Regions from separate parts of the Homo sapiens genome. Here region 1 is linked to region 2. Evidence: read pairs that join two places in POLR2A ChIA-PET (ENCODE). Cell type or tissue: endothelial cell of umbilical vein. All regions are shown on one strand. Each heading gives the region's core, and the rest is flanking DNA. Links, peaks and the distances in the headings are about the cores only.

Region 1 (10,391 bases), core at 712-8,711, 69 kb before region 2:
GCAAGGTTTCTTTGAATGTCTATCTATGCTCAATAACTGATACCTTCTCCTTTCTCCTATAATAAATAAATAAATTTCCCTTCTACATTCCTCCCTCTGATCAAAACTGTCTACTCAACCACAGGAATATAGGTGAGTGATACTTTCTTCCTTATACTTCTCTGGAATTTTCACAATGTTCTTTTAGTAGTTACCTAACTAGGGGAAAAGTTTCAAAAACTCTAACTGATCCAGTGATCATTATATAACACTTATCTGAAATGCAAAAGCAAAAAAGCTCCTGTGATTAAGTACAAAACAATTTCAGAGCTGTTATTTCATTGGTTCATGGAACTCTTGCAGTCCCCACTTCAGCATGCTGCTGCAGTGAAATAAACAAGGGTTTCTCCTGCTCCCAAACTGAAAGAGAAAATCCGAAAAGAGGAAGGAGTAATCAAGTTGCATAGAGAAGACAATCTTACAGAGAAAGGGTGCCAGGAATTTAATTCTTTGTGGAATATTAGAACTTTAAAAATTCCTCAAAATAAAACACCATCTTAATCTAAAATGCCAACTTTTAAAGAAAGCATAGAATGACTTGAGGCCAACCCAAATGCCCATCAATGACAGACTGGATAAAGAAAATGTGGCACATATACACCACGGAATACTATGCGGCCATAAAAAAGGAATGAGTTCATGTCCTTTGCAGGGACATGGATGAAGCTAGAAGCCATCATTCTCAGCAAATTAACGCGGGAACAGAAAACCAAACAGTACATGTTCTCACTAATAAGTGGGAGTTGAACAATCAGAACACATGAATACAGGGAAGGGAACATCACACACTGAGGCCTATCAGGGGGTGAGGGGCGAGGGGAGGGAGAGCATTAGAACAAATACCTAATGCATGTGGGGCTTAAAACCTAGACGACAGGTTGATAGATGCGGCAAACCACCATGGCACATGTATATCTATGTAACATAACAAACTTGCATGTTCTATGCATGTATCCTAGAACTTAAAGTAAAATAAAATTTAAAAAAGCACAGAATGATTTGCTAGGATGCACCATTCCCAGTAACGTCAAATATTTATCAGATATAACATAAACATTTTTTTTAAAAGTGGTATTTCTTTCCTATGATTTGCCAAATTTTAATTTTATTTAAAAAGAAATAAATAGGCCACAATAAGATAACTTTAGAGAAGAAAAAGAGAAAGAAGTCTACAATCCAGTTTGAAAACACTGGAAATACCCACATATATAAGCCCTTATACATTTTCACATATTTTTTCACATCCTTCCTCTTCACACTCTTAACCATATGATCCTCCATATGATGCAAACATGCCTTTAACAAAACCACCCACACGTATAAGCAGACACAAATATCCTCATTCCTCCCAAATTTCCAGGCATAAGCACCCATAGATGAACAAAGAGATACACTAAATACATATATCAAGTATATAAAAGATACTGTGGAACTGACTCAGGTTATCTATTATATCCACCAAAACATGGAAACAAAGCTCAAGGACAATGTCACATGACCCCATAGGGGCACTCACACTCATCGAAACAGGTCTAAGACAACACTGAAGCTGTCAAGTCTGGACCTGGGATCTGGCAGAGACGGTACATCTGTCACCCACTGCTGCCTGGCACACAAGGGGATACACACATATACCTCTACCTGAAGCCTCACCAGGAAGTCACTTGCTCATTCCTGCTGTCCTATCTGACCTGCCCTGAGCTCACCCTCTCCTAGCACTGTAGCAGCAGCAGTGAGAGTACAAGCAGTAAGCCTTCCTTTCACCCAAACCAGAAATCCAGGCCCTCTCTCTCCCTATGGCAAAGCTAGTGTTTCCCACACCTAAGAATCCTCTACTGTCTCACTGTAGATCTCCTCTTCTATGTCACCTCAAAAAGCCAAGTAGCCATTTCTCCCACCCAGGCCTTTCATCTGATTCCAATCTCCATACAACCTAGTGTATAGCTGCTGAAGACACCAATTACAGGATGGTCAAAAAGAGGATCTTCAGATAAGGGAGGAGTAAGTAGATATATAAAAGAGATGGTCTGAAGATAATGTAATAGATTGAGTAAGAAAATAATGCAAATAAATTGTTTAATGGAGAAAATAAAATCGAAGATACAAAAAATTGGTAGAAACGTCAAATTTATATTCAGAAGATTAAACTTTAATTAGAGCCTTTCTTCATTCCTACAATATTAAGGCAAAATATCTGGTCAGACTGAGATTCCTTTCTAAAAGGAAATGTATGAAAATCATGGATATATGGGCTTTCAATAATCTGTTTTTATCTACTCACCATGGTCCACGAGCCAAGCCATACATAAAGAATTCAGCTTTTCATCAAAGAATTCCACACCCTACAGATACAGAAGATTCCATTAACATACATTGCCAAAATTCAGAAATAAAGATGGTCTATTTACATTACACCAAGGTTACCTGAAGGCTAAAAAAACTTGTTTCCAAATAAACAAATAAGAGATAGAAACACCACAGGAATTACAAACAAACCATAAATCTATTTATTGGACGGAAATCATAAACAAAAAAAAAGCATACGTGAGCTGGCATAGGCCCTGCTAGGTAAAAGAGAACAGGGTGGCCAGAAGTCAGCCACAACACTGCAAAAGAGCAGGAAGAATGCACTGTGTATGGTCTGCCAAGCAAATCTGGATTACCTGTAAAAATGAATTACCCAGGAAAACACCTGTCAGTAATATTACTAATTCTCAATCGTCTTCCCTTTTTGGTTACTATTATGACAAATCCTTAAGGATAAAGCAACTGACCTCAAGACATAGAGATATCCCCAGTTAAAGAGAGTATTTTCGAGACAACAGGAGAAAGCCCTGGAGGGAGAATAAAGCAGGCCCAGGACTACAGGGCATATGGCCCAGGCATGGCTTGCTCTCCCAGCCCTGTTCCTCCCGACTGTCAACAGGTGGCCACTTCAGTGCAGGCTGGGGATGGGCTCCGGGAGCAGATTTACACAGTCCTCTAACCCCGGGGCTTCCACACCACATGGAGAATGCTGTGACACACTTTCCTAGTGCCTCCCTTCTGGGGTCTACACATTTACAGTCTTGCTTCTTTGAACTCTAAGAAGTTCCTGACTGGTGATTCTATATTTTAAAAAAAGAGAGGTAATATAATGTGTCAGTGCTTTGAAAATAGTGATTGAATAAGACAAAATAGCTTTTTTTTTTTGAGATGGAGTCTCACTCTATTGCCCAGGCTGGAGTACAGTGGCACAATCTCAGCTCACTGCAACCTCCACCTCCCGGGTTCAAGTGATTCTCCTGCCTCAGCCTCTCAAGTAGCTGGGATTACAGATATGCAGCACATGCCCAGCTAATTTTGTATTTTTAGTAGAGACAGGGTTTCACCATGTTGGCCAGGCTGGTCTCTTAACTCCTGACTCAGATGATCCGTCCGCCTCAGCCTCCCAAAGTGCTGGGATTACAGGCATGAGCCACCGCACCTGGCCCAAAATTGCTTTGTACTAAAAGATCATAATGAACAAATTTTGGCATACACTTAGATTACGTCAGCCAAGATTTCTTTTTCATTTCAGGTTGAGAATTTTCCTTCAGTTTTAATTAACTTTTATTTTCCAGTTTGTTGTTGTTGTTGTTGTTGTTGTCGAGACGGAATCTCTCTCTGTCGCCCAGGCTGGAGTACAGTGGTGCAATGTCAGCTCACTACAACCTCCGCCTCCTGGGTTCAAGCAATTCTCCTGCCTCAGCCTCCCAAGAAGCCTCCCAAGTAACAGGCACCCACCACCACACCCGGCTAAATTTTTTGTATAGTAGAGATGGGGTTTCACCATGTTGGTCAGGCTGGGCTCAAACTCCTGACCTCAGGTGATCCACCCACCTAGGCCTCCCAAAGTGCTGGGATTACAAGCGTGAGCCACTACGCCTGGCCTATTTTCCGGTTTTTGTAGTTTAACTTTACACTTACTTAACATCGTCCACAAGCCAGGTCATACATAAAGTCTTGAGAGAATTTTATAAAATGACTATCTGATATAAAAATATTTAGATATGAAGAGAAATTAAGGAGAATATATATACTAACAAGAAGTTAAAATTGTAAAGCAAAATGTTCATGACTGAGGCATGTCACCCCTGCCAGACAGGTGTAAGTCAGCCAAAGACACCATCTGCCTTGCTTTCACACTGCTCTCTATAGAGCTAGCAACCCTGGGAAACTTTCCAGGTCTAGAAGGAGCAGAGGTTAAAAGAAATGGTACTAAAATGCACCCTCCCTTCCAGATAGTTTTGGTCTTCAGCAAATCAGTTAATCACTGCTCCTCTCCACTCTGAAAAGTAGATCCATGACAATCACCAGTGAAGAGAAGATGACCCATAGCACTTGGGAGTGACAGACAAAAAGGATGACAAAATAACTTCACCTGATCCCATTTGCCATGCACTAATACCTCTGGTATACTTTTCAAAGAATCGGACACTTTCAATTTTATAAAACATATAATGCCACAGACATCCACAAATTGCATGTTCATAAACTAAATGTACTAAAATTAAAAATACAAATTCAGGGGTTCAAGACAAGAAAAAATAAATTCCATATGTTGTGACCTGAAAGGAATGGAAGTGGGAGTGAGGAAGGGGAAACAAACTGTAGCGATGTCAATAGTAAACTGACACATCTTTCTCAAAAAATACTCAACAATCAACAAATGTTGGCTATACACAGTGGCTCATGCCTATTATCAGCTACTCAGGAGGCCGAGGCAGGAGGATCATTTGAGGCCATGAGTTCAAGACCAGCCTGGGCAACAGCAAGACCCTGCCCCCAAAATAAAAAATGTTAAGTGCCTAATTAATGACGGGCACTATGGTAGGGACTGGAAATAAAATACAGTCCCTGCCCTAAAAGAGATCACCCATCTCTCCAACTAGACTGTAACAGACAATTACAATACTCTGTAATAAGTGCTACCAACAGAGATGAAGGTACATCAAACTTAGAACTGTCTAGGCCACCTACTCAAAAAAAGGAAAGGATGTGGCTATAAAACCCAGCTTTGAAATTTTAACTAACATGGTATTAGTTAGGGTAACACTGATCACGAAACTCAAACAGTAACAGATAATGTGATAATGTGGACTTTGACCAAAATACTAACATTACAAGCTTCAGTTTTTGTTTTTGTTTTGTTTTTTTTTTTTTGACACAAAGTTTTACTCTGTTGCCCAGGCTGCAGTGCAGTAGTGCAATCTTGGCTCACTGCAGCCTTCGCCTCCTGGGTTCAAGCGATTCTCCTGCCTCAGCCTCCCGAGTAGCTGGTATTACAGGTGTGCACCTCCGTGCCCAGCTAATTTTTGTATTTTTAGTAGAGATGGGGTTTCACCATGTTGGCCAGGCTGGTCTGGAACTCCTAGCCTCAAGTGATTCGCCTGCCTCTGGCTCCCAAAGTGCTGGGTTTACAGGTGTCAGCCACTGTGCCCGGCCTTTCAATACTTCTTTTCTATATGGTGATTCCTCAACTCCCTTTAATCAGAATGTAGGGCAAGTGGTACCTAGGGACATTTTGCTTAGAATACAAGGCAAACAGGGAAGTTTCCTTGAGCAAAAATCACAGCAGACTTACCCTAAAACCATAATCCCTTTTCTTCTCAGTTAAACATTTCTTAAGTCACAAAGGCATTAAATATTATAAAATTTACATTATATATACCAAGAAACTGATTATTCTATGGCTTTGTTTTTCGGTGGTGATGAGGTGAAATATGTTTCTGTAATACAGATTAAGCATCCCAAATCCAAAAATCCAAAATGTGAAATGCTCCAAAATCCAAAACTTTTTGAGCACTGATATGATGCTCAAAGGAAATGCTCATTGGAGCATTCTGGACTTTGCATTTTTGAATTTGGGCTGCTCAACCAGTAAATATTTATAATGCAAATATTCCAAAATCCACTTCTGGTCCCAAACATGCTGGTCCCAAGCGTATTTAGATGAGGGATACTCAACCTATACCTTTTTGTTAGAAATGTATGCACTAATAGGCCAGATGCAGTGGCTCACGCCTGGAATCCCAGCACTTTGGGAGGCTGAGGCGGGTGAATCACCTGAGGTCAGGAATTCAAGACCAGCCTGACCAACATGGTAAAACCCCATCTCTATTAAAAATACAAAATTAGCTGGGTGTGGTGGCATATTCCTGTAATCCCAGCTACTTGGGAGGCTGAGACAGGAGAATCGCTTAAACCCAGGAGGTGGAGGTTGCAGTGAGCCAAGATTGCATCATTGCACTCCAGCCTGGGCAACAACAGTGAAACTCCATCTTAAAAGAAAAGAAACGTATGCACTAACAAACATAAAAACCATCCTATAGGTAACAAGAACAAGGCCATACTTTCATGCATCTAAACAAACATAAGCATACAGGCTACTAGGCCTCCTACTTGCCATGGTAAATTGTCACTATCTGACACTACCCTGCAGTTCATGGAGCAACACATACTCACCAGCTGGCCTGCCAGCAGCGGCATATACTCAATGATGGCCAGGCGGACCCTCCATTTGGCATCTTCTGCCAGCTCCACTATGGCAGGAAGGAGAGACTGAGAGAGCTGACGGATTCCAATCACTTCATTTACACAATCCAAATTGGAGATGATATTCAAACGAACGTCAGGACACTGCAAGTACACAAGCCCCAAAAGACCACATTTAAAAATCAAGTACTCTGCCCAACAGTCTCCTGTCAGGGTAAGATAAAAGGTGAGGTAAGACTCAGGTGAAAAAAAAATGGATAATCTTGAAGAAATAATAGTGAATACATAAATAACTCAAGGAACATAAATGATCTTAATCAGAAATTTCAATTAAAAGTCCGTAATACTAAAGACTACAAGAAAAGTCCGTAAGATGGTAAAGAGCATAATCTCTGGAACTAAATCAGATGCACTCAAATTTCAGATCTGTCATTGTTGAAAGACCTTGCTCAAGTTACTTTAACCCTCTATGCCTCAGCTTTCTCATCTGTAAAATGGGATAATTGGCCGGGTGCGGTGGCTCACACCTGTAATCCCAGCACTTTGGGAGGCCGAGACGGGCAGATCACGAGGTCAGGAGATCGAGACCACAGTGAAACCCCGTCTCTACTAAAAATACAAAAAATTAGCTGGGTGCTGTGGCAGGCGCCTGTAGTCCCAGCTACTCAGGAGGCTGAGGCAAGAGAATGGCATCAACTCAGGAGGCGGAGCTTGCAGTGAGCAGAGATTGCGCCACTGCACTCCAGCCTGGGCGACAGAGCAAGACTCCGTCTCAAAAAACAAAACAAACAAACAAACAAACAAAAAGGGATAATAATAAGACCTACCTCACAGGATTGTTGTGAGAATTGCATGTAAAAATACATGCAAAGCACTAAGGCTCATGCTTGCCATGTAGTAATTACTCAGTAAATATTAGGTATCATTATAATTTTTGATACTATATTTAAACTTAAATAAATGAAACTTTTTAAACAAAGACACATTAGCTTTAAAGAAACCAGGGAGTATAAAGCAAAAATCAGGTAAAGATGATAAACAGATATTTCTAGGTTTACTCTAATGGGTACTTTTGCCCACTTTCTGAGGAACCTATAACCCCATACCCAAAATCACAGGTGTCATTGGTTTAAAATAAGTTATGATTTTTTTATCCATTTTCTTTTTGGGGGTTCTATTTTAATGAAACCCTAAACCAAAATCAAATAAAATCAAATTACTATCAAAGGCAACAGAACATAAAGCAAGACCCACCTCATCCTTTAACTGAGCTAAGAAAAGAGGTAGAAGATGTTCAATGGTATTTTCTTTGCCCAAAATAGTAGACAATCCCATAATTACAGAAGCTAGAGCCGATTTGACATGTTGATTGGTATCGGATACTAATTCCTAAAATAAAATCGAAATTAAAAGCCTTTATTACAAGACAACAGAAACTTCCATACCATTATTCTGGGAAACAGAGTCTTGCTCTGTTGCCCAGGCTGGAGTGCAGTGGCATGACCTTGGCTCACTGCAGCCTCACCCTCCCAGGCTCAAGCACTTCAGCCTCCAGAGTAGCTGGGTCTACAGACATGCACCACCAGGCCTGGCTAATTTTTTTCATTTTTTGCAGAGACAGGTTCTTACTACATTGCCAGGGCTGGTCTTGAACTCCTGGGTTCATGCAATCCTCTTACCTTGGCCTCTCAAAGCGCTGGGATTACAGGTGTGAGCCACCACGCCTGGCCTAATTTTTTTTTTTTTGAGACAGTGTCTCACCCTGTCACCTAGGCTGGAGTACAGTGGCATGATCATAGCTCACTGCCATCTCAACCTCCTGGGCTCAAGCAATCCTCCCACCTCAGACTCCCAAGTAGCTGGTACTACAGGTGCATGCCACCAGGCTCAACTAATTTTTGTATTTTTTGTAGCAATGGGGTCTCACTATGTTGCCCAGGCTGGTCTCAAACTCCTGGGCTCAAGAAATCCTCCCACCTCAGCGTCCCAAAGTGCTTGGATTACAGGCATGTACCACCATGCCTGACCCCAAGGAATTTAAAGACAGCACTATTTCAATACTGATTAGTTGATAATGTTTCCTCAGACTACTTGTTAGGTAACATAAACCTATGCACCAAAGAGCAGTTTACAATTACAATGGGCTAATAAGTGATGAATAACAATGTTGCACATTAACACATCTTCCCCATTCATTCCCTGTCAACCTTTAAACTCAAAGAGCTTTAAGGTAAACAAACAAACAAAAATAATGAGATTAAGGTTTACCTTCATATAAAAGAGAGTGAAACAAAATAAAGTCAGGTTTACCTTTATATAAGGCAGAATTTGATTCATAATTATGGTCTCTCTATCTTCAATGGGCAAGTTCTCACCAAGTTCTAAAAGATAAATAGAAAAAAAGAATGCTTTCACAGGGCCATTTACAAAGAGCCAAATGAGGACATTTAACCAGGTTTATCAATAATTTCAATTAAATTATATGTTTAAGCAAATAAGGAAAACAGCTCTTGTTCTAAATAAACTTTTTCGTGAACTCTCTATGCCATTGCATATCACACCAATCCAACCTGAAAGGCATTTTTTTTTTTACAAAAACAAGACAAAATGATTTCTTGGTTTTAAATATAAAGAGACTATCTTTAAGTGACAATGTAACATTTCCACACACTAAAAACATCCCTATGTATTTTAAAAACATATTCTAGAACAAAAAACATGCAAAATTGACTAACAAAAAAATGCACCAAAATGAATGACACATGTTCCAACATAAATTGAACTCCTTAACCTTTTACTTTGTGGGCAGCAGCTGCCCGGACTTCAGCTTCACAGTCTTTAAGTAGGTTCTGAAAGGCGGGGATGAGGTCATTTAGGGTGATTTTAGGACCCATGGCTTTCTGGAGCTATAAAAGAATTTGAACGGGTTTTAATGTATACTAACAAAAGAATTAACAAGAACAAAACAAAATTGTGCAATCTGTAAATACATATTTTTGCCACAGCACTTCCCATTGAAAAGAATTAATTCAGAAACTTTGGGTACAACAGCAAATCTATGTGTTTTCAGGTTTATTTCCTTAGTACTTAAAAATGATCACTTTACCTCTGAAAATCTGTCAGCCACCATATAGCGAACGCGCCAAGATTTATCTTCTGCTGCTTGTCGAAGTGTAGGCATCACCAAAGTCTCAAGGTCATCCTGAGACAATAACTGGGCAATACTGACACAAGCTTCCACAGCAAGGAGGCGCACTGAATCCTAAAGGAACAAAATTTCTGTAATTCAGACATTTACTGAGACCCATGGGGAACTGCTGTGGGGTGGTGCAGGTGTTTAAAAAAATTAACACCACCAAGACTGCCACACCTTATATAGTTTCACGTCTTGACATCTTTTTCTTTTTTTTTTTTTTTTTGAGGCAGGGTCTCACTCTGTCACCCAGATTGGAGTGCAGTGGCACAATCTCCGCTCATTCCAACATCCGCCTCCCAGGCTCAAGTGATTCTCCTGCCTCAGCCTCCCGAGTAGCTGGGATTACAGGCAGGAGCCACCACGCCCAGCTAATTTTTGTATTTTTAGTAGAGACAGAGTTTCACCACGTTGGCCAGCCTGGTTTCAAACTCCTGACCTCAAATGATCCACCTGCCTCGGCCTCCCAAAGTGCTGGGTGCTGGGATTACAAGCGCGAGCCACTGCGCCTGGCCGTGTATTTATATCTTGAAAGAGCTGCTCCCGGCCGGGCCCAGTGGCTCACGTCTGTAATACCAGCACTCTGGGAGGCTGAGGCAGGCGGATCACGAGGTCAGGAGAGGGAAACCATCCTAGCTAACAC
Region 2 (10,391 bases), core at 944-8,943:
CTGGGTGCTGGCAATGTTCTATTATTTGACCTGGGTTACACAGACACTTGCTCTATTATTATTACTACTAATTTACTGTACAAATACTTTACACACATTTAGGCTTATAGATTATACATTACTAGAAGGTTTTTTAGAAGTGCATACAAAAACAAGTTGGTCATCTCTGGCTTACCGTGAACTCTGTTCTTCCCCAACCTCCACCTTACAGAAATGTTCTCATTCTCTCCCAGCATTATTTATATGTAAAAAAGACTTCAGTCTCACATCTGTCTCTACATATGGCCTATTCCTCCAGGGGAGAGAAAGCACACTGAGAATTGACGTCAGACCCAATTCCATTCCACATAACTCTCTAAAAATGATCCTTTGCATAAACACTTCAGGAAGTAGCCTTTTTGGTCTGAACACCCACTCTGTATCTCCCAAGGATTATAAGAACATGAAACAAGTTTTTAAAAGCTTTACAAGTGCCATGCCTCTGTAAGCAAACAGAACCAACAAGAGACAGAGACACTGAGGGTCTTATGCTTAGATTTCTTTTGGTTAGGGAGCCCTCAGTATGACATTTTAATACTTGACCTCAACGTGGCTTTTTCTGGCCAGGCACACTACAGGTCTGGTTATCTAGATTTGGTGTCGGGTACAAGGCCTACCAGGGATGTGGGTGGTAACTAATTAATATGCAACTGTATCAGTCAGATTAGGCTTCATTTATCATATCATCCCTAAGCAAATTCCATTTAAAGTAAAGGTCTTAGAAAGATATCAAGGCCCAATCTGAGCAACATAGTGACAGCTCGTCTCTACAAAAAAATTTTTTTTAAAAATTGGCTCAGTGTGGTGGCTCGCACTTGTAGTCCTAGCTACTTGGGAGTCTGAGGCGGGAGGATCGCTTGAGCCCAAGAGTTCGAGGCTACAGTGAGCTGATTGTGCCGCTGCACTCCAGCCCAGGAAACAGAGCAAGACCCTGTCTCTAAAACTAAAAAAAAGAAAGACACCGAAGCAAAATCATATTAATCAAGAGGATAATCCATTAGAAAAACTTTTAACCTCTTTTTCACCATCTCTGGGAAGCAGCTGATGAACAACTCAAACACACAAGGACAAAGGCCTCCAGCAGAAAATGATTAGGTATGATCAAGGGCAGGTTCTTCATTCAAGAACAACTAAGGTTATTAGAAAAGGAGTTCAAAGTCAGCCGGCCTAGATTCAGGCCTGGGTTCTACCACAGACTGGCTGAGTGACTCACAATCTTTTTTCTTATACCTCATTTTCTTCTTCTGATAATAAAGATAACATCACTTACCTCAAAGAGTTATAATGAGGATTAAATGAGATGATTCATTTAAATAAAACTGGTAAACTGTAAAGGACTATAAAAATAGCTGGAATATCAGAAGGAATCCTTGACCAGCTCTATGAAATGTGAGTATTTAGCTGGTAGAAACAATCCCTGGAATATTAGAGCCCATTAAAATAAATTATCCTTGTTTCAACCTAGGTTAGTGTCTATTATCAATTCAAGTTAAACCCAACATACAGGACAGAAGGATTACAATGTTAACCATTCACAGTCCCCAGTAAGCAATGAACTAGCAGTATCCACCAAATGATATCAAAATAAATCTTCTTGGTTTTAGGTTACATCTTCTTGCCTCTTCACAATTTAGTAGTTTTGATTAGTTGTTGGGCACTATGATTTTACACTTTTGAGTATTGAATTTGTTGAATGTATTTGAAGGGTGATACAATTTGTCCTGACAGGCAATAAAATTGCAGATCAAAAAGCAAAAAAGGAATCTTCTAGGCATCCTCAAAGCATTTATTAAGTATCTATTTGGTGAATCCTAGAGTATATAAAATTACATATAAGTCATAACATGTCCTTGTTCTTTTCTTTTGCTCACTGCAGCCTCAACCTCCTGGGTTCAAGTGATCTTCCCAAGTAGTTGGCACTACGGGCATGCGCCACCAGGCCTAGTTAATTTATTTTTATTTTTTGTAGAGACGGGGGTCTTGCTATGCTGCCTAGGCTGGTCTTGAACTTACGGCCTCAAGCAATCTTCCTACCTCAGCTTCCCAAAGTGCTAGGATAACAGGCATGAGCCACCATGTCCAGCTGGCCATTCTTTCTTTCTTTCTTTTGGAGACAGGGTCTCAATCTGTTGCCCAAGCTGGAGTGCAATGATGTGATCATAACTCACTGCAGCCTCAACCTCTCAAGCTCAAGTGATCTTCCCAGCTCAGCTTCCCAAGTAGCTGGGACCACAGGCATGTGCCACCATGCCTGGCTAATTTTTAAATTTTTTAAAATAGAGACAAGGTTTCACTAACTTTTCGAGGTCAGTCTTGAATTCCTGGTCTCCAGTGATTCCTCCCGCCTTGGCCTCCAAAAGTTCTGGGTTACAGGCATGAGCAACCACACCCAGCCCCAAGTCATTCTTAAACTTATAATTTAGGTAAGGAAATGACATTAGCATATATGAAATGCAGAAAGTGTTATTAAAAATTCAGAGTTCAGAGAGGATGAGATCACTGGAGGCTACAGTAGTTGAAAAGACTTCCTAAAGTTGGTAATAAAAGTTAAAGAGAAAACAGAGGGAAAAAGACATAAAGGAGCATGGTTGACAGGGGGAAGAGGAAGAATATCTACCTGTCCCAAAAGGTGTTTGTTGAGAAACAAAACGAGAGTGAGACAGTCTGAGGACTGATAATGGAGGATCCAAAGGAAGAGAATCTGGATTTTATGCATCAGGAATCTATTCTAGGTTTTTCAGCCAAGGAGTAAGATGATAAAAAACAGGGTCTTAGAAAGAGAGGCCTATACTAGCTATGCTGCGGAGGATGAGGCAAGAAAGTGTTGGAGGAAAAAGCTGAAGTAAGCACTCTAGTTACTACTGTAATATTCAGTTGTGAAGTGATAATGCCTTCTGATATTTCTTTCTTTCTAGACAGGGACTCACTCAGTCACCCGGGCTGGAGTGTAGTAGTGCAAATCACAACTCACTGCAGTCTGTGAGCCAAGATCACGCCACTGCACTCCAGGCTGGGAGACAGAGCGAGACTCTGACTCAAAAAAAAATAAAAAACAAAACTCACTGCAGTCTCGACCTCCCCAGGCTCAAGTGATCCTACTACCTCAGCCTCCTAAGTAGCTGGGACAACAGGTGCACACCACCACGCCTGGCTAATTTTTTTTGTATTTTGTAGAGTCAGGGTTTCACCATGTTGCCCAGGCTGGTCTCGAACTCCTGGGCTTAAGTGATCCACCTGCCTCTACATCACCTTCTGATATTTCTATGGCAGTGGGAATGAAGAAAGAAGAAAGGACAAATCTCACTTGTATTTCTTTTTTTTTTTTTTTTTTGAGACAGATTTTGCTCTGTCGCCCAGGCTGGAGTGCAGTGGTGCGGTCTCGGCTCACTGCAACCTCCACCTCGCAGGTTCAAGCGATTCTCCCCTGCCTCAGCCTCCTGAGTAGCTGGGATTACAGGGGCCCGCCACCACGGCTGGCTAATTTTTATATTTTTAATAGAGACGGGATTTCACCATGTTGATCAGGCTGGTCTCAAACTCCTGACCTCAGGTGATCCGCCCACTTCGGCCTCCCAAAGTGCTGGGATTTCAGGCGTGAGCCACCACACCTGGCCCTCACTTCTATTTCAAATGAAACCAGTGACACCAAGATTTCTAATTCAGTGAACTAAGGCTGCAGTAAAGAATAGGTTTGGGTGACATTGAGGAAAGATGATAACTTGTGTCTTACACCTAATGAGGTGGGAAGAAGCATGGGGTACTCAAGTACAGTCATGCGTCACTTAACGAGGGAGACAGGTTTTGAGAAATGTGTCTTAGATGATTTCATCATTATGTGAACATCATAGAGTGTATTTACACAGAGCTAGACAGTATAGCCTATGACACACCTAGGCTGTATGGTGTAGCCATAATAATCTTGTGGGACCACCATCAAACATGCAGTCTGCCCTAGATCAAAGTGTCACTGAGCAGCACACAACTGTAACTGAAAGAAGACCAATATGACTAAAATACTGAGTTAGAGAACTGTTTTCTGTTCCTACTCGTGGAACATTCCCTGTTGTCCCCTCATAAATTCCTACTCATCCTTCAGATTTCAGCTAAAAATGATTTCCTTAAGAAAGACTTCACTGACCTCTTAAACTAGGACAGGGCCTAAATTACATGCTCTTATAGCAACCAGTACTTCTCAAAACATTTTACAATTATATTCTATTAATTAATTGGGAAATTCATTGTAAGCTCCATAAAATCTGGGGCTGTGTCTATCTCATTCATTCTTCTATGCCAAAAACCTAGCACAGTACAAAACATACAGTAGGTCCTAAGTAAATGTCTACTTAACAAATACATGAAGAATGCATGAAAAAAAGGGAGAGGAAGTGAAGGAGGGAAGAAAAGGTAAAAGAGCAGAAGAGAGACAAAAAACAAACAGAGAGGGCCAAAGACCACAGATAAAGCTGAGAAGATGCCCGTAGCACTGGGCAGAAGAAAGAAGTGGAAGCAGCCAAGGATGAAGGGAACCAGAAGACAGGACATAGAAGAATCAAAGAAGTACACAGTTTTGAAAATCTGGGTGAAGAGTAGATTTCAAATGCTACAGAAACACTATGGGGATCTGAAGACTGAGAAAAGGCAACAGGAGGAATGGGTTCAATGGTTGTATCAAATAATTTTATCACAGTTTAGAATGCCATGTGGGGACAAGGAAAGAACTAATAGTCCAACCTCCTATTCTCAGTGACCTTCTCTGCTGTCTATCCAGCTGCCTGAGCCAAAGCCCCACAAGTCCTAAGACAGGAAGGATGTGAAGTTGCATTCAATCATCTATCAGCTGGAAATGACAATGACGCAAGTAGCTGTAAAAATAGAGATCTCTGGCAAGGGCCAACATGAGGTTCAGGGAACATCACAGAGAAACCATCTCCACACAGAAGACAGATCTTATTTCTCATATGTCACTGAAAATCCTCTGGTAAACAACTGTCATCATGAATCCTCTAAGAGTCCAAGGGGATAATGTGAAAGATCAATCTAAATCAACTGCCCTGTAAACTCCTAGGCAAGTGGGAGGATTAAAGCTGAAAAAACTGTTTAGACAGTTTGCCCACAGCTAAGTAAAATTTGGTCATAACTGAGACTATCCAGCAGCCACAATGGCTGACATATGTTATTAATTTAATACTTAGCTTTTAAGCAGCATTCAGAATGTCTTCCTTCCAAACACATAATAAATTCTGATTCATCACATCTCCTCAAATCCCTCTGTGAGCAACTGCAGCAAGGCCCAAGCCTTCTTATAGCTGAACCTTGTAAGCTCTGTGAAGGCAAGAACTGAATCTGTCTTTATAAGCACAATACACCTGGTGCCTGGTACAGTACCTGGCATATCTCAGGCAGTCAAAAAGTATTTGCGGAAGGAAAGAATGGTGACCAGCCACACCAGGATGCTGGACAACTTCCAACACCACGCTGTTCAAAACTATGACCAGCTTATTTGTAAGTGCCAAGAATTTCTTCCCTTAGCTTCTAGCCCCTGGAGGACAATCTATTTCCTCCATAATACCATACAATAAAGATCACATCATATCGTAATAAATCTACTAAACAAAATCAAGGTGCTGGTGTCTGGTAAGGGCCTTCTCACTGTGCCATCAAAATATATGACTCTATTCAGATCCATGACTGCATTCCTGCTATTGGGAAAGGGATTACAGAATCCAAAGGAAATAAACAGAAGAATCACACTTAAGAGCAACTGTCTTAGTCCAATCTGTGTTGCTATAACAGAATATCTGAGACAGGATAATTTATAAAGAAAAGAAATTTACTTCCTTACAGTTCTGGAGGCTGATGAGTACAAAATCAAGGTGCCGGCGCCTGGTAAGGGCCTTCTTACTGTGCCATCTCATGGCAGAAGGCAGCACATGGCAGAAGGGCAAAGACAGGGCAAGAGACAGCAAGAAGGGGATGAACTCATTGTTTTACAAGGCACTGACTCTCGAGATAAACCACTCCGGCAATAATGGCATTAATCTATTCATGAGGGCAGATGTCCCATGACCCAAACACCTTCCATTAGGTGCCACCTCCTAACACTGACAAATTGGGGATCAAGTTCCCAATACATGAACTTTGGGGGACACAAACCATAGCATTAACTCAAATTCCCAATTGGTATTTCTTGCCTTTCTCAATTCACAGACAAGATGTTAGAGATAATCAAGTCCAGTTCTGCAACCTTCCAGAACTTTCTGCATGTAAAGAAGTTCTAAGATGTTTTTTGACTCCATTTTAGCCACAACTTTTTTACTATAAAAAATACAAATGTAGGGCCAGGTATTGTGGCTCACACCTGTAATCCTTTGGGAAGCTAAGGTAGGAGGATCACTTAAGGCCAGGGTTCAAGACCAGCCTGGGAACATAGTGAGACCCTGTCTCCAAACACGCGCGCACACACACACACACACACACACACACAAGCCAGGTATGGTGGTGTGCACCTGTAATCCTCATTACTCGGGAGGCTGAGGTGGTAGGATTGCTTGATATCAGGAATTTGAAACTGCAGTGAGCTATGATTGCACAATTGCACTCCAGCCTGGGCAAGAGTGCGAGACCTTGTCTCTAAAAATAAAATTTTTTAAAAAGTAAAAAGAAATCCTATTGCATATGCTCTACATATTTGAAAATGGATTATCAGTATTTTTTTCCTATAAGGTCCTACTTTCATGCTCTGTATTTGTACAAGATCAAGTGGGCTTTTCCCCTTCTGCTCCACGGGAGGCTTCTGTCCTCCTTGAGCTCACCTTAACACACCTGCATTACTGTTTGACAGGTGTACTGCCCCAGTCAAACATCCTACTTGGCACTGTCCCCAGAGCAGCACCAAAAGCCAGAGCCCCTTGGAGATCATCCCCAACCCCTGGGGCCTCCTGCTTATTCTACATTTCTCATGTCTCTCTACCATGCCAGACTAGAGTCAAGCTCGACAGGGTCTTCTTTTCCCAATGACTCCGCCAAGCCCATTCCCTTGGCTGTAGTTTTGCTGAATCATAGGTAGGAACAGTGGGAATCTGTTCTTACAGAAATGGTCCACTCATGTGTGTCACTAATGAGATGACGAGGCATTTGGCTAAGAGTCATAGTGACTTCCGCTGTTTCCCCAGGCTTCTTTTTTTTTTTTGAGATAGAGTCTCGCTCTGTTGCCCAGGCTGGAGTACAGTGGCACGATCTCGGCTCACTGCAAGCTCCACCTCCCGGGTTCACGCCATTCTCCTGCCTCAGCCTCCTGAGTAGCTGGGACTACAGGCGCCTGTCACCACGCCCAGCTAATTTTTGTATTTTCAGTAGAGACGAGGTTTCACCGTGTTAGCCAGGATGGTCTCAATCTCCTGACCTTGTGATCCGCCTGCCTCGGCCTCCGAAAGTGCTGGGATTACAGGTGTGAGCCACCACGCCCGGCTACCCAGGCTTCTCTGAATTTCTTCACTTTGACATTCAGAGCACTGGGCAGAAATCACACTGCATTAATACCCACTTGAGGGACTTCGAGATAGATACAGGTTATATCAACAAGCACCCATAAAACAAACATTAGAAGTGGCTAATGCTCCAAAATGACAGCAATAGAAAAACAGACTATAATAATGCTCTGTGCTGGGCCCAGTGGCTCAAACCTGTAAACCTAGCACTTTGGGAGGCCAAGGTGGGCAGATTGCTTGAGCCCATGAGTTTGAGTCCAGCAATGGGCAGCAGGGTGAAACCCCTGTCTCTACAAAAAATACAAAAATTAGCCAGGCACGGTGGCACGTGCCTGTAGTTCCAGCTACTCGAGAGGCTGAGGCAGGAGGATCGCTTAAGCCTGGGAGGTCAAGGTTGCAGTGAGCTGTGTTCGCACCACTGCACTCTAGTCTGGGTGACAAAGCACAACTCAGTCTCAAAAAAAAAAAAAAAAAAAAAGGCCAGGTGCTGTGGCTCACACCTGTAATTGTAACACTTTGGGAGGCCAAGGTGGGCAGACTGCTTGAGCCTAGGAGTTTAAGACCAACCTGGGCAAAATAGTGAGACCTCGTCTCTACAAAAAATACAAAAATTTAGCTGGGTGTGGTGGTGTGCACCTGTAGTCCCAGCTACTCAGGAGGGCGAGGTGGGAGAATCACCTGAGTCCAGGAAGTTGAGACTGTAGTGAGCCATGATCATGCCACTGCACTCCAGCCTGGGTGACAATGCAACACCGTCTCAAAAAACAAAATAAACAAACAAAAAAAACAGGCCAGACACAGTGGCTCACGCCTGCAATCCCAGCACTTTGGGAGGCTGAGGTGGGCAGATCACCTGAGGTTGGGAGTTCAAGACCAGCCTGACCAACATGGAGAAACCTCGTCTCTACTAAAAATACAACAAATTAGCTGGGCACGGTGGCACATTCCTGTAATCCCAGCTACTCAGGAGGCTGAGGCGGGAGAATCGCTTGAACCCGGGAGGCGGAGATTGCAGTGAGCCGAGATCACACCATTGCCCTCCAGCCTGGGCAACAAAACTGAAACTCTGTCTCAAAAACAAAAATAAAAAAGAAGCTCTGTATTTTCTGCCTCCGACTAAGTGCTCTTTTTATTTAAATCTAGCTAATATTTTCATTTGCATCAGGAAATGGGACCGCTGAATATTCTGCCTCTAGCTCTGTGATTTAGGGAAGTAGCTTAACCTAGGCTCAGAGATTTTACCACCTTTCCAAAAGGTTTGGAGTGCAAACCACTAAGATCCCTCTCAACTCTAGAGAAAGCAATTCCTCAACTCTAGAGAAAGCAACTGTAGAGAAAGCAATTTCCTCACAATTGCAAATATACTCCCCTTTGCTGATTCTACTCTTCTCTAAACTACTGCTGCTCATCATTACATACATTTCCATATTAAAAGCCCTGTGCTGGAGGTAACAAATATACAGGATTTGCTTTTACACTGCCAAGTCTTGAGCAATTAGAAAGTCTATGTCTTGCTTTTAGTACTGAACACAGTTACATTTGTGACTGAACGTGTCACAAATGGCAAAGGCAAAATAAGATCATTCAATTCTCTCAATTTGTTGATGTCAAGGAGCTATTTAAAGCCAATGTTAAATATGGAAAGGTTACAGAAATTTTGTGGGCTTACATGCCTGAAAAATTCTGAATTTTTACAGTGCTTCTTCATCTCTAAGAGCTTTAGCAATATAAAAAGTCTGACTTGGGAAAAGGTCACATGTCTTATCTACAGAGCCTAGATCACCACACAGATCTATCCTGAAGTTAGGTGATGGTAAATAAAGAAAGCTCCAATGGTTGTTTCCCTTCCCACTGTTCACATTCCACATCACCAATCAATTGTGGCACTCTTCCACTGAGCTTGGATTCAATGTCATCATGCTCTTTCATCCCAGGCTCCAGTAAGCCACTACCAATTGATGAGAGGTGTTATGTGAATTGCAACTATTTGTCCCCCTTGTGAAATCAGTACATAAGGGTGAACACCCAGGATGGTGGTACTGCAACTCAGTGAAGCCCAACTGGATGATATCTCTTAGTTCTCAACAACATATCTCAAAATAAACAAACTACTTTATACAAAAATGCAGATTTAGAAATCTGAGAAATCATGGGAGATCGCTTGATTTCTTCTGTTTTACAATAACAAATTCTGGGTTTCTTTCATAAATCGGACTTTTAAAATATCAGTGTATATAAAATATTTTAAGAATGCATCTATGATACAGAATGAAATTCACTAGTATTTATGACTAAAGTCACTATCACTGCCACCATTAAGAAAGTCCTGTTAAGTACTAAATTAGGAAACAAAAGAAAAATCACACAAATTTTAGAGAATTTCTACTTTGGAGTTAAGTCGACATATATACAAATAGTCACCATTTTTGTCAAAATCTCCATTTTTTTCTTTACGGGTTGTATATTGTTATTACAGTTTAAAAGGGGACCAGAGGAAGACAAATACATGGATAGATATCTTCCCTTTAGGAGCTTCCAACTTATGATGGACAATATCAGATGTATAAACTTTGAGTGGCATTCAGCCAATAGAATAAAGCCATTATACCAAAGCGTAAGTAAAAAGTAATGGGAAGTTAATTTTCAATTATCCAGAGTTGGCAAAACATGCTTATAAAATCTTTTCCTACCGTAATTTCTGTGCTTAATCAGTTAGTTTGCATTATTATCAGTTCCTGCTATATACTTTACAATCTAAGAAGAGGGAATGTCTTTTTAAACGCAAACCTTTTCACAGTTATTTTCATCACCCATTCAGAAGAATATAAATTCAATAGATAAAGTTCTACCCAGGTTAATATTTGC

What was found. Peaks named below come from ENCODE experiments on the same cell type or tissue, not always from the same donor. Only the 100,000 strongest peaks of a DNase experiment are listed, where the experiment ranks them.
Region 1: POLR2A ChIA-PET joins it to region 2 with 5 read pairs; 7 of 35 experiments call an interaction of 5 or more read pairs at or near these places.

The regions. Positions count from the first base shown.
Region 1 is chr11:111,745,634-111,756,024 of GRCh38, forward strand. PPP2R1B (protein phosphatase 2 scaffold subunit Abeta) reads right to left here. Exons shown (of 15, transcript NM_002716.5): 6 at 9,662-9,817; 7 at 9,347-9,461; 8 at 8,866-8,936; 9 at 7,810-7,944; 10 at 6,526-6,699; 11 at 2,321-2,381. Among named protein-coding and RNA genes, the nearest start is that of PPP2R1B, 16 kb to the right of the region's middle. In endothelial cell of umbilical vein, for the core only: no CTCF peak of the experiment used is centred there; no DNase peak of the experiment used is centred there.
Region 2 is chr11:111,814,426-111,824,816 of GRCh38, forward strand. All of the region lies in intron 13 of ALG9 (ALG9 alpha-1,2-mannosyltransferase), which reads right to left. Among named protein-coding and RNA genes, the nearest start is that of ALG9, 52 kb to the right of the region's middle. RefSeq lists an enhancer at 242-1,441. In endothelial cell of umbilical vein, for the core only: no CTCF peak of the experiment used is centred there; DNase peaks (open chromatin) are centred at 4,936 and 5,446; H3K27ac peaks cover 1,767 bases.